2 separate regions of the Homo sapiens genome follow, and region 2 is linked to region 1. A link is a loop called in an ENCODE intact Hi-C map of the cell type or tissue named here. Cell type or tissue: PC-9. All regions are shown on one strand. Each heading gives the region's core, and the rest is flanking DNA. Links, peaks and the distances in the headings are about the cores only.

Region 1 (7,315 bases), core at 2,827-6,826:
GAAACTACTACCCAGTAAAGCCAAGCTACTGAAGCCATTTCTCAAATGGAGCAACATGACTCATCTTAACCAGATTTCCCTTTAACCTACACAGGACTCTTCTCTGGCCAAATGAAGCAAACTACAAAGAACTTTAGGGCCTATGCTCTCAGAACCACAGAAAGCATAAAGGAAACTGGTATAGACATTTTAACCACAGCCTTCCCCAGTGTCCACATAATGGTGGAGAACTTTCACTACTGTTGGGTCAAGAATGTCTTCTCTCTTCTAGCTGGAGTTTCTAGACCACTTTTAGAAGAGGATTAACATCAGATCATTATAGAAATGTAAATATGAATCCCCACGAAGAGCCACTGGCAAAAGCCTAGGACCCAGGGCATTTTCAGAAGTCCCCAGACACCTGCAGTTATGGGCAGTGCAGAATGTCTACCTAGACCCAGCCCTCAGCCTAATAAGCCTAATGAACACAGGAGGCAGGTACACAGTACACAGGCCCCACAGCTCTCCGACGTGGTAGATAATTCAATAACTCTCTGTGAAAACTCCAAAAGAAAACAAAAATTAGAAGACACTGATATAGAACTGCTCTATTTACTCCTTCATTTAAAACCCTAGGAATTAAAGGACAACTTACTTGTCAGGAAGAAGGAAGCTGCTGGGAAATCGATACCACTCTTTTCCCACACAGACATTCACAGGTCTGCCTTCTGGGACAGTGTGGATGGTTGGGTCTGTAGCAATTCGGTAAAATTCTGGATACAAATCAAGGGGCCCGTGATATCCTGGAAGGGAGAACAGTTAGTGAGAGCCAGAGATGAGTAAGATGAGATTCTCACTTTAATTATACTGCTCATTAATGTCGCACTGTAAGCCACAGGAAATTTAAAAGGCAGGAAGGGCCATAGCCATTCCAGCATGAAGCCTGCTCTGCAGGTATAAAATGTCTCTCTAGCTGGGAACACGGTTACAGCAGAGGCCCTATTCTGCAAAAAATAATTGGCTTTCTTGCCCCTCTCTATGCTCCTTCTTCTTTTTACCTTCATTTTCCTTGAGCATATTTTTAATATTATGGATCCAAACAATGATTATAAGAAAGAATATAATCATGAAATGTTAGCCCAAATTTGCATTTTAAGTTTAAGGCTTCCTTAATTTATCAGCATCCATTAAAAGAAAAAAACAACAAAAATAGACAAAAAATGTACAGTTAATCACACTAAAAGGAATTCTCAATCTTCTCTTCAATCCTAAGATACAGAAGTCATATGCCACTCATTAATATTAAGTCTACAGGTTCTCTTTTTAGAAATGGCTTCTTAGTATAAGCCAAATATGTATTATATAATCATGAATCAAGTAAAACCTAAGAGCAAGTGACTCGTCAGTGTAGGTTAAGATATTCTTAGAAGATCTACCTCTGAACAGTGCCACAGAGCGAGAAAATGACAAGAGCCCAAACAGGAAGACAGTTCCTAATGCCAGCCAATTCGATGTCACAGTATAGTGCTCCAGGCGATATCGTTGAAACACAAAGTGGTAACATTTCTGGAAGTACAGAAAACTGTGCTGATAAAAGAAAATATAATTTGTAGAATATACATAATTACAAGACATCACAGTAACATCAAGAGCGAAGCCAAAAAAGAGGTTCTATTAGGGATCTGAGCATTTGCCAACAGTGAGGTACCTACTCCAAACTCTAAGATAAAAGCCAACTCCTCTAAGACTACCTGTAGTCTTGGCCAGGCAGAGGGCTTGCCAACAATAAAATCTCACTAGCTTCATAGGAAAATTATTTGAATATTTTGCTAGCATTTATAGTCCTAATAAGTTATTTTTTTTAAATATTTAAGCAATGCTTTTTTGGTAGTTTTGATATATAAAGTATTCCAATTTGTTTTTGATATAATGAGTACTAATCTTTACTATCAAAGTTTTTATCAAAGCTATTAGTATCAAAAAAAGGTCTCATGACCAAATAAGAAAAAAGAATTCCCCTTATAGAACACTAGGAACATGCTCTTAATTATATGCTGAATGACTTTACAAACTAGATGAATATAATATAAACACACATGCATGAATTCTGCTGTCTTTGAGTACCTTCTACTCAGACTTCTTCCCTTCCTTCCTTCCCTTCTAGACAGAAACTACTTACAGAAAGCAATTTTCCAATATATAACAAATGGCATAAATCTGTTTGAACCTTTTTCATATTTTTTGGAATCTATCCTGAGGAATCAATCTAAATATCTAAATGAAGATATTTATCCTAGCATAATACTGAATAAATGAGCAACCTAAATTCTACCATGAATTATATCCAATAATTACATTATATAAAGTCAAGTCAATATATTACATATTACATAATAATGCTATATATTATATCCAACTCAGAACATTCTACAGCTACTAAAATGATAAGCACAGAGAATGTTACAATATTAAATTAAAAGGGATATAAAGTGGCTGGGTGCGGTGGCTCACGCCTGTAATCCCAGCACTTTGGGAGGCCGAGACGGGAGGATCACAAGGTCATGAGATCGAGACCATCCTGGCTAACACAGTGAAAACCCCGTCTCTACTAAAAATACAAAAATTAGCCGGGCGTGGTGGCGGGCGCCTGTAGTCCCAGCTACCCGGGGGACTGAGGCAGGAGAATGGTGTGAACCCGAGAGGCAGAGCTTGCAGTGAGCCGAGATTGCGCCACTGCACTCCATCCAGCCTGGGCGACAGAGCAAGATTCCGTCTCAAAAAAAAAAAAAGGGGGGGGGGGATATAAAGTTACATGTATACTTATTATTACAACTATAACAAACCTTGGTATATGATATACAAAAATGCTGGGAGGAGTTTTTGTTAGGTTAATGTGACTAATTTTTCTTTTACTACTTCCTAAATTATCTGCAATAAAGTTCAATTACTTTTATAATTAAAATTATTTTTTAAAACTATCACCTAATATTGATGAACCTTGAAAACATTATGTTAAGAAAAGCCAGTCACAAAAGACCACATATCATATGTTTCCATGTATAGGAAATGTTCAGAATAGGCAAATCTATAAGAACAGAAAGTAGATTAATGGTTACTTAGGGCTGGTGAGAGATGAGAAAGGGAATGGGGGAACAATAGCTAAAGGGTACAGGGTTTTTGATCTAAAACTGACTGTGGTGACAACTGCACACATCTGTGAATAGACTAAAAACCACTGAATCATACCCTTTAAATAGGTAAACTGTATGGTTTGTGAATTATATCTCAAAAAACCTGTTAAGAAAAAAACCTATCATCCTAATTATTTTTTTTCTGCCAACTGCAAATGGTAGCAGAGGGCAATACAGGGTTCTGAGGCTACTGAAGCCGTAAGTACAGAGATATTCAAACAGAGTTAAGATGAGCTCTGCCAGAGAATTGACCTGGGCAGGTTTTCAACCAGGATTACAAAGTGCCCCATACTGTGAACTGCCTGCTGTGATCCCAAACTCTTGAGCAAGTTTTGTTATGATCTAGCAGTTCAAAGAGCAGACATTCCATTACTTCTGCCACAGAATGGAATTCTGCAATTGGATTCCTGTTGGTAACAGAGGCAAAGTAACACACAAATTAACACTGCAAACATGTAATCAGCAAATACAAGTATGGTAAACAGCTAAGCAATCAATATAAGAAGGTTTAATAATATGATCTATATCAGGTTTAATGTTATGGATAAAATATCTTAGGTGGAAGCATTCTGTAATTTGCACTTAAGTTTGTGAGCAATTATTTAATAAGTAAAAAAGAATGAGGCAGATACACTTCTCCCTGAAACTCACCTGAAGTGCAGAGAGAGCCACAGCGCCACAGAGACATATAAGTGGATACACAGGGAAAAGAAATCTCTCCTCTTTGTGAGGCTGGATGAAGAAAATTATAAACCAAATATACATTGGAGCCAAGGTAAGCCAATACGGGTGGCCTAAATTCTGAACTGCAAGACACAGAAAAATACCCATCTTTCATTATATTAGAACAAAACAACATATTTAGTTTTAGTGTTATCTTGATCTCAAATTTAGGAGTATGCCCTAGGACACTCCATAGAATGTTTCTACTCTTGTATTCACACTTTCTCCAATGCCATAAAGGCATCAAAAGGAGAGAAGAATATACTCCTTAGCTCTCCCAAGAGATCTAAACTCTAACAACAAGCACAATACTAGATTTGGTTAGGACACATATAAATGTCAAGTTAATGGCTAATAGAACTTAATAAATTCTACGTTAGATGAAGGAAAAATAAGCCGTCTCCTTTAATGAGTCCTGCCACTAAGACGAAAAGTTCCTGAGTTTAACCAAAAGCATAACATAAATTCATTTCTGGGGTTTTAATTCCAATGTTCTGTTTAATTGGTGTCTCTTATCTATACACCAATCAGTCTGTTCAAATAGCCATGGATCAAAGGAAAACAAAATTGTTGGATTCTCAAATTCATTACTGGTTTTCATCAAGCCACAAATGACGGAGTTTGTTTCAAGGCAAACATAAAAATGCTCTTAAAGGAAGTTCAGTGATTGTTTTCTCTCCATTTTGCAATACTCATCCACTCCGGATCCCCAAATTGGAACAAAAATGTACTTAAAGCATGTGAAAGAATTAAAGGAATGTAATGAACACTAAAACCCAAGAACCTGCTGGAAAGTTCCCGTGGTTAGGTACATGAGAAATGAGAGATAAGCCTGCAACCCACAGTGAAGGCATCTCCTACTGCGTTTACAGGAGTGATAATGAGCAACGCAAATGCGGGCAAATGGTAGATAGACAGCGCCCCCTGGTGTCCACCATGTTAACAGTAAGCCAGTTTACAAGATCAGGATTATCGTCAAGATCCACTTTAGCTATGCCTAATTTAGCATTCCTAGGCTATCACTTTCACTGTAGAAATTCTTTAAGGATAAAAATTCTTGAACTACAATAACAAGATTTTGTTTCAACTTTTGCTCTAAGACATTATGGGATTTTAGATAATAATTTAGAATATATACCTTTCTAGGTAGTATATTTTAAGGGGGAGGTTTTTTGTTTTTTGTTTTCTGAGACGGAGTCTCTCTCTGTCACCCAAGCTGAAGTGCAGTGGCACAATCTCGGCTCACTGCAACCTCTACCTCCCAGGTTCGAATGATTCTCCTGCCTCAGCCTCCTTAGTAGCTGGGATTACAGGCATGCATCAACACACCAGGCTAACTGTTGTATTTTTAGTGGAGATGGGGTTTCACAGTGTTGGTCATGCTGGTCTTGAACTTCTGACCTCAGGTGATCCACCCGCCTCGGCCTCTCAAAGTGCTGGGATTACAGGCGTGAGCCACTGTGCCTGGCCTAAGGTGGGGTTTTTTAATTAGAAGAAAATAAATCCACTTATTGTCCACAAGTAAACAGTCCTTTTCTCTTCTGTACCTTAAAGGCTAACGAGTAATCTTTTTTTAATAAGGCAAAAAATTTTGAAATGTCCTCCATAAAATATACAAAATCACAACCACAGCTAGATATGATGAAATCAAGAGTAATTTCTTTCCTGCTTCTTAATAATTTTCTATGGTTTGGGGGACTTTTTTTTTCTCTTGAGACAGGGTCTCGCTCTGTCACCCAGGCTGGAGCATAGTGGCACAACCATGGCTCACTGTAGCCTTGACCTCCTAGGCTTAAGCAATCCTCCCACCTCAGCCTCCCAAGTAGCTGGGACTACAGGTGTGCATCGCCATGCCCGGTTAATTTTTTAATTTTTTTCGTAGTGACAGGGTCTTGCTATCTCACCCAGGCTGGTCTTGAACTCCTGGGTTCAAGCAATCCTCCCACCTCGTGCTCCCAAAATACTGGGATTATAGGCATGAGCCACTGTGCCTGGTCTTTTTTCTCTTAAAAAAGTATTGGTTCTATTCTAAAATCACATAAAAATATAAAGAAAAAAACAGAAAATGTTTTCTTACTAGGTAGATATGTGCATACATTATGCATTTTAAACCAATATTTTATACTTAAAATTTTATCATACTGTAGAGAACAGCTTAATATCCTGTTTTTTTACTGACGTTACAAGCATTTCCAAATTTTCCACAAGCATAAATAATTATTATTGTTGTTTTTAAAAACAGAGACACAGGTCTCACTATGTTGCCCAGAGTGGTCTCGAACTCCTGGGCTCAAGCAATCCTCCCACCGTAGCCTCCCGGGCAGCTGGAACTATATGCACGTGCCACTGCTCCCAGCTATCATAAATTATTTTTATAGTCAGAAAAATAGCTATTTTCAAAAAAAGAAAAAGTGATCCTTAAGAAATAGAAGGGATAGAGGAATAAGTTAACACCTCAAGGGAGCAAACAGCTGAGTCTAAAATGTGGGACATTATGCAAGATGATGGCCTGGTTTCTTTAAAGAAATCTTCGAAAGAAAAAAAGTAAGATGGGGGTCTTCTTAAAAAGCTTAAGAAATATAACACTAAATTCAGTACGTGACCCTTGTTGAGATTCTGCTTTAAACTAACTATAAAAGGCTATTTTTCAGACAATCTAGGAAATCAATGGGTATTAGATGATATTAAGAAATTACTGATAATTTTATTAGGATAATGGCATTATGGCTACGTTGAAACAAAAGTCCTAACACCAAAGAAAAGTGACTCTGAAGGCTGCTCTAATATTCTTATAATACAACGAACTCATTATAAACCATTAATAGTAGAAAAGCAGAATGGAGGTGGGATGGGGGAACTGATCATATGGCATCCAAATCAGACTGCAAAGTCTGAAATTAAATCTTTTTCCAAACCTCATATGAATTTCTGTTCAAATCTGTCTTCCATAAAAGAAATGAGAGGCACTAGATATCCAGAGCCACGACAACTTGAGAAAACACCAGCTGTGCACTACAGAATCAGAGCAAGCAAAGCAAACGACAAACCAAACTTTCTCCAATAAGGCAGACACAGAAACAAAAAGGAACAAAGAAAAGCATCATGCTTCTGAGGAAGTCCAAAGCTTCCCTTACTTCACTATCAAATTTGGGGAAATCCCTGTATGGTTCAGATTTTATACTTTCGTTTGAAGTACTATCTCGTGGATTACCTTAAGCAACCTATCAGGTTAATATACACTTCTTTAAAAGATAGAAAACTCAAATAGGCTTGTTCTCTTCTGAGATTTTTTTTGAGATGGAGTTTTGCTCTTGTCGCTCAGCTGGAGTGCAGCGGCGCAGGGTCTTGGCTCACTACAACCTCTGCCTCCTGGGTTCAAACGATTCTCCTGCCTCAGCCTCCCTAGTAAGTGGGATTACAGG
Region 2 (6,472 bases), core at 2,445-6,444, 280 kb before region 1:
TACTCAGGAGGCCGAGGTGGGGGAATTGCTTGAGCCCAGGAGGTTGAGGCTGCAGTGAGCTAGGATCACGCCACTGCTCTCCTGCGTGGGCAACAGAATGAGACCCTGTCTCTAAACAAAAATATTTTTTAAAGAAACTAAAAATGAAATTTGAGTCTCAGCTTCTAGGCTTATGTACTCCCATCCCTGATACTACACGTTGTTCTGTTTGCATGTTTGTTACTGCAGCATCAACATAACATGACTAATAATGATGACAGTTCTACCTTTTGTTGACAGACCTCATTGTTTCAATTGTGTTTGGCCTCAAATTCAGAGAAAAGTTTCTCAGCCCAGCATCAATCATATACACATTGGAGGTCTGAAAGCCATTATTTAAATCACCAGCAATTTCCCTCAATCAGCTTCATAATCTCATATTTTAACCTTTCCTCATATGTCTTATTTTTTAATAGCTCAGCAACTTTGCTTCACATATGGAGCCCCAACCTCTAGAGTTAACTAGTCTGGGTCAAAGCAGTATCGAATGTAGTGGATTGGAATCCCTGCCAAATTATCTGCCCTACTGCAGAACTGAATATACTAGGAAACAAAACTCCCTGTTTTGGGAAGTGTGTTTTGTGGTTACATTTCAAGCAAAAACTGAGCACATGGTCCTGAAGGACTGATTCACTGCTCTAAAATGCCCAAGGTTCCATTCTTGCTTCAGACAGCCTCGCTCTATCATCTGCCCTGTATCCTGCACTGTGCCCCACAACTCTGGCCCTTATTACACTGCAAGCTTCGCTAGTAGGAATCCTATCTGCCGGTCAGCATCATGGGTCCTGCAACCCATGGCAGCACCTTGCAGGGTAGGCAATCAATGTCTATTGAATGGATGAACAATGCATCTTTTCAGACTGATGTCAAATAGTTTGAATATTTCAGCTTAAAAGTTTGTTTTTCACAGTCCCCCTAGGTGGAGGAGGTAACTGAGTCATTGTAATTGGAATGCCTCCCAAGAAGGAAGCATAGTAACAAGTAAACAGATGCTGGTGAATTGTGCTAACAACTTACTTTATGTCACTCATGCTTGAACTGAGGACCCACTGTTAATCTATAAAGGGAGTAAGGTTGTAATCAGAACAGACCCTCAGCATCTTCCCTTCCCTTTTTTCATTAATGTGTTGTCTCTTCTGGGACCTAGAGATCTCTTCTGTGTTTGTACACAGCCAGTCTTACCCTGCATTTTAATTATTCACTTTCTTTTTCCTCCTCAGGTTTACTAGCCTGAGTTTACCCAACTCCATTTCTATCTCTAATAATTGCACTTCACTTATGTAACAAATATTTGCTAAATGTTAAGGGTTTGCTATGTTCCCGTTGAGCTTGAGCTTATTCATTAAGCTAGTATCATATGGAAATTTAGTAAGTTTGTTTCATAATTGCTATGATTTGAATGTTTGCCCCCTTCAAAACTCAGGTTGGCCAGGCATGTTGGCTCATGCCTGTAATCCCAGCACTTTGGGAGGCTGAGGCAGGAGGATTGCTTGAGCCCGGGAGTTCAAGACCAGGCTGGGCAACATAACGAGACCCCGTCTCTACAAAAAATAAGAAAATTAGCTGGGTGTGGTAGTGCATGCCTATAGTCCCAGCTATGCAGGAGCTGAGGTGAAAGGATTACTTGAGCCCAGAGGTCAAGGTTGCAGTGAGCTCTGATCATGCCACTGCACTCCAGCCGGAGTGACAAGTGACATCCTGTTTCAAAAACAAACCAACCAAGAAAAAAAGACAAAAAAAACCTCATGTAGAAACTTATTCCCCAATGTGGCAGTATTGACAGGTGGGGTCTTTAAGAGATGATTGGGTCATGAGGGCTTTGCCCTCATGGATTAATGGGTTTTCACAGGAGTAGGACTTGTGGCTTTATAAGAAGAGGAACAGAGACCTGAGCTAGCACCCTCAGGCCCCTCACCGTGTTACGCCCTGCGCTGCCTCAGGACTCTATAGAGAGTCTCCACCAGCAAAAAGACGCTCCCACATGCAGCCCCTCAACCTTGGACTTCTCGGCCTCCAGAACTATAAGAAATACATTTTGTTTCTTTATAAATTACCCAGTTTTAGGTATTCTGTTACAAGCAATAGGAAATGGACGAAGACAACCATTTAAAACCGTATTTCCCAACCTTTTTTTCCACTGTGACACACATGACAGATAAAATGTATGTATCAGACAACCACTTTGGTCTCTTTACTCGACAAGCATTCCTGTTTGTTTGTTTGTTTGTTTGTTTTTTGAGACGGAGTCTCGCTCTGTTCCCTAGGCTGGAGTGCAGGGTCATGCGATCTTGGCTCACTGCAGCCTCCACCTCCTGTATTTGCAACTTTTCTTAGTTTGAAATTCTTTAAGGAACAGCATCTGCAAACACAGGTACTGGAATGGTTGGTAACATATTACTTGCAGCACACCTTCCATCTAAGCTCAGCACACAGGGGTTTGCCATGATGTTGGAGTTGAGAGCATCTAAAAGCCTCTGATCCAAGATAAAAATAAATCATTAGTAAAGCTGTCAATCAGTACCCAAGCCCCAGGCTCAGGCCCAGGACCCCAAACCCCACCTTTGTCATTTCCTTGCAGGCTACAGGGAGCCATGTGAGCCACCCCACAGAAGTGAATCCGGAGATTCCTTTCCTCCACAGTTTCCCATCCCTCCCCTGTGAGAACGCAAATAGGTTGTGTGATCTAAGGTGACTTCCAGTTCTAAAATTATTCAATATGATTCTTTTTCTAATTTGTTAAGCATGTTATGCCCACATTACTTCTGAGCTTGTAGTAAGACACACCTAATGGTGGATAGCAAACTGAAGACAGAAGTGTCAAATAAGGTCTAGGAAACTGCAAGCCCAGAGATGGAGAAGCAACAAAGCCAATTATTCTGTACAGCCCCTTCCTTCTTTCTTCCAAAGAACAGTAAATGGTAACTAATGGCTAAAGAATCTTAAGTTATTCTTGAATCTTGAATTTGAACAGCAGAAAGAAATAGTGACTAGAATGAGTCTTTAGAGCCGGGGCACCAGGAGAAACTGGTTTTTAAAACAGAATAATACCATGTATAGGCTGGAGGCAGTGGCTGTAATCCCAGCACTTTGGGAGGCCAAGGCAGACAGATCACGAGGTCAGGAGATCGAGACCATCCTGGCCAACGTGGTGAAACTCCATCTCTACTAAAGATACAAAAATTAGCTGGGCATGGTGGCACGCACCTGTAGTCCCAGCTACTGGGGAGGCTGAGGCAGGAGAATCGCTTGAACCTGGGAGGCAGAGGTTGCAGTGAGCCGAGATCACACCACTGTACTCCAGCCTGGTGACAGAGCATGACTCCGTCTCAAAACACACACACACACACACACACACACACACACACACACACACACACACACACACACACAAAATAATACCATGTATGACAAGGGTCCCCAGCCACCAGGCCAATGACTGGGACCCATCCCTGGCCTGTTAGGAACCGGGCTGCATAGCAGGCAGTGAGCAAGCAATACTGCCTGAGCTCCGCCTCCTGTGAGATCAGTGGCAACATTAGATTCTCATAGGAGTGCGAACCCTATTGTGAACTGCGCATGCGAGGGATCTAGGTTGTGTGCTCCTTATGAGAATTGCTGGCTCACGCCTGTAATTCCAGCACTTTGGGATTCCAAGGTGGGCAGATCACCTGAGGTTAGGAGTTCGAGACCAGCCTGTCCAACATGGTGAAACCCCATCTCTACCAAAAATACAAAAATCAGCCGGGCATAGTGGCTCATGCCTGTAGTCTCAGCTACTTGGGAGGCTGAGGCAGGAGAATTGCTTGAACCAGGGAGCCGGAGGTTGCAGTGAGCCAAGATCGTGCCACTACACTCCAGCCTGGGGGACACAGCGAGACTCCATCTTAAAAAAAAATTGAAAAAAATAAATAAAATATATATATGTAGGATCAAGCAGAATTCACCATTGCTTGACAGCATTGGTGTATTAGGGAAAAGGCCTGTCAGCATTTTTGCCTGATGCAACTTTGCCAGGAAGTTCGAGGCTGCTTTGTTTTCACCACCAGGTGGCAGTATTAGGCTGGCATAGAAATTTTACCTAATTATAATGACCAATTTCTGGCAAGCAACTGCAAAGAGAAAGGGAGGTAAAGATATATGGAGAAATAAGAAAATACAATGCAGGTGAAAATCCTGGGTTCTGGAATCAGGTTGTTGAGTTTCTAAGTCCTATTACTGCTACTTACTGGCTGTGCAATCTTGAACAAACTACATTATTTAACCTCGGTTTCCTCATCTCTAAAATGAAGATAACATTACCTACCTGGAAATGCTGCTATAATAAAAATCACAAAATATGCATAAGGTGCTTGATGCATTTTGTGGGTTGAATTTCATCCATCACCACCACCCCCCTCAGAAAAAGTATTGAACTCCTAACCCCAAATCCCTCAAAAATGTGACCTTTTTTGGAAATAGGGTCATTTCGGATATACTTAGTTAAGATGAAGTCATTAGCATGGAACCCTGTTCCAATGACTGGTGTCCTCAAAAAAAAAAGGCAATTTGGACACAGAAATGCATACAGGGAGAGCGCCATGTGAAGACGAAGGCAAAGATCATGGTGATGCTTCTACAAGCCAAAGAATGCCAAAGATTGTTGGCAAACCACCAGAAACTAGGCAAGAGGTGCGAAACAGATTTCTCTTACCGTCCTCAGAAGGAACCAACCCTGCTGACATCTTGATCTTGGACTCGTACCCTCTAGAATGATGAGAAACCATTTCTGTTGTTTAAGCCACCCAGTTTGTGGTACTTTGTTATGGCAGCCCAAGCAAACTAATAGAACAGATAAGCCCTCATTAAATACTAGCTAGTATTAGTCCTGTACTCTTTTAATCTAATTGTACTGAGACAACAATACTGTTTTTACTGTAAATTATAGCTCACTTTCCAGCTATCATGGGTTTATATATCCTGCCCTCCCCCACAAAATCATGGCATTCTGTGGAGTGACAGAGGGCAAAACCAGGGCAGACATGAGAGTCACAGGGAGGGGGATTTCCATGACACGCAGGAGGATGCCTGCTTACAACAAACACTGTAAGACCTTCACCCCTCCAGGGGCTCACGGAGAGACCATGTGAGCCCTTGGGAGAAGGAAGGATTCCAAGCCCCCAGGTGCGAGTTTTCGCTGATCAATGTGCTACACGGAAGTGATATAGGTGCCGGCTCTTATTGCCAGAGGGCTCTTATTCCACCTGCTGGTGGAAAACAGGTTGGATGTCATAACCTTTAAAACCCCTTCATCTCATCTCAGTGCATACATTTCAGCCACTTTCTTTTGAACGTATAGAAGCTTGGAATAGAAAGTGGGCAGAGCAGGTTGGTGGTAGTTTGTTTCTTTTTCTTTGGTGGGATCTGGAATCCCTAACAGCTAGTTTTACTAAAGACTGAGATTGGCTAGGTAGGATTAAGGCTGAGGAACTGCCCCTAACCCCCTACCGCATGCCACACACCTCCTCACTATTTCATCACCACACCCCCAGCCTCCAAGGCAATGAATAAGAGTGTCGAATAAATTAGCTGGAATAGGCAGCTCTGAAAGTTACCACATTTGGCAGACAATTCATCCCAAATCTTCCCTTCCTCAGGCTCAAAAAGAGACTCAACCTTGCTGGGTAGGCTGGGTGCTGTCCACAGTTAGGGGGATTTGGAGCTGGTTCTATTGCACGTATGATAGAGAAAACAGGAGGGAATACAGTTGCCCTTCTCATTCTCAGGTTCTGCATCCAAGGATTCAACCAACCATGGATGGAAAATATTCAGAAAATACAAAGCAAAATGAATGCTAAGAAAAAGAAAAAAATTTTTAAAAAAGAGAGGAAATATTTGGAAAAAAAACCCAGAAAATGTTATGTTGTTACTGGAGTTCGGCCTAGATGGTTACATTTGTACTGAGCATATGTACAGTACAGGCTTTTTTTTTCTTGTCATTATTCCCTAAGCAATACAGTATAACAATTGTTTATGCAGCATTTACATCGTATTAGGTATTTTAAGTAATCTAGAGACGATTTAAAGTATACTGCATGTAGTGGCTCAGCCTGTAATCCTAGCACTTTGGGAGGCCAAAGCAGGAGGATTGCTTGGGCCCAGGAGTTCCAGACCAGCCTGGGCAACACAGAGAGACACCATCTCTACAAGAAAAAAAAAAAATAGCCAGGAGTTGTGGTGCACACCTGTGGTCCCAGCTACTAGAGAGGCTGAGGTGGGAGGATCAGTTGAGCCCGGGAGGTCGAGACTGCAGAGAGCTACGATTGCACCACCGCACTCCAGACTGGGTGACAGAGCAACACCTTATCTCGAAAAATAAATAAATAAAATAAAATATACAGCAAGATGTGGTTGTATGCAAATATTACACCATTTTATAACAAGGACGTGAGCATCT

Evidence for each region. Hi-C counts contacts between places; a loop is a spot of excess contacts. Peaks named below come from ENCODE experiments on the same cell type or tissue, not always from the same donor. Only the 100,000 strongest peaks of a DNase experiment are listed, where the experiment ranks them.
Region 2: a loop joins it to region 1, with 5 times the contacts of the local background. A loop is called at or near these places in 89 of 110 quality-filtered maps.

Annotation. Positions count from the first base shown.
Region 1 is chr11:111,836,834-111,844,148 of GRCh38, forward strand. It overlaps ALG9 (ALG9 alpha-1,2-mannosyltransferase), which reads right to left. Exons shown (of 15, transcript NM_024740.2): 10 at 3,822-3,976; 11 at 1,416-1,566; 12 at 635-782. Among named protein-coding and RNA genes, the nearest start is that of ALG9, 31 kb to the right of the region's middle. RefSeq lists an enhancer at 2,169-2,670. In PC-9, for the core only: CTCF peaks have their summits at 4,822 (motif pointing left) and 5,023; DNase peaks (open chromatin) are centred at 3,498 and 4,708; H3K27ac peaks cover 3,531 bases.
Region 2 is chr11:111,561,248-111,567,719 of GRCh38, forward strand. LAYN (layilin) reads left to right here. Exons shown (of 7, transcript NM_178834.5): 7 at 1-498. Among named protein-coding and RNA genes, the nearest start is that of LAYN, 24 kb to the left of the region's middle. RefSeq lists a silencer at 757-1,051 and an enhancer at 3,715-4,218. In PC-9, for the core only: CTCF peaks have their summits at 4,079 (motif pointing right) and 4,280; a DNase peak (open chromatin) is centred at 4,084.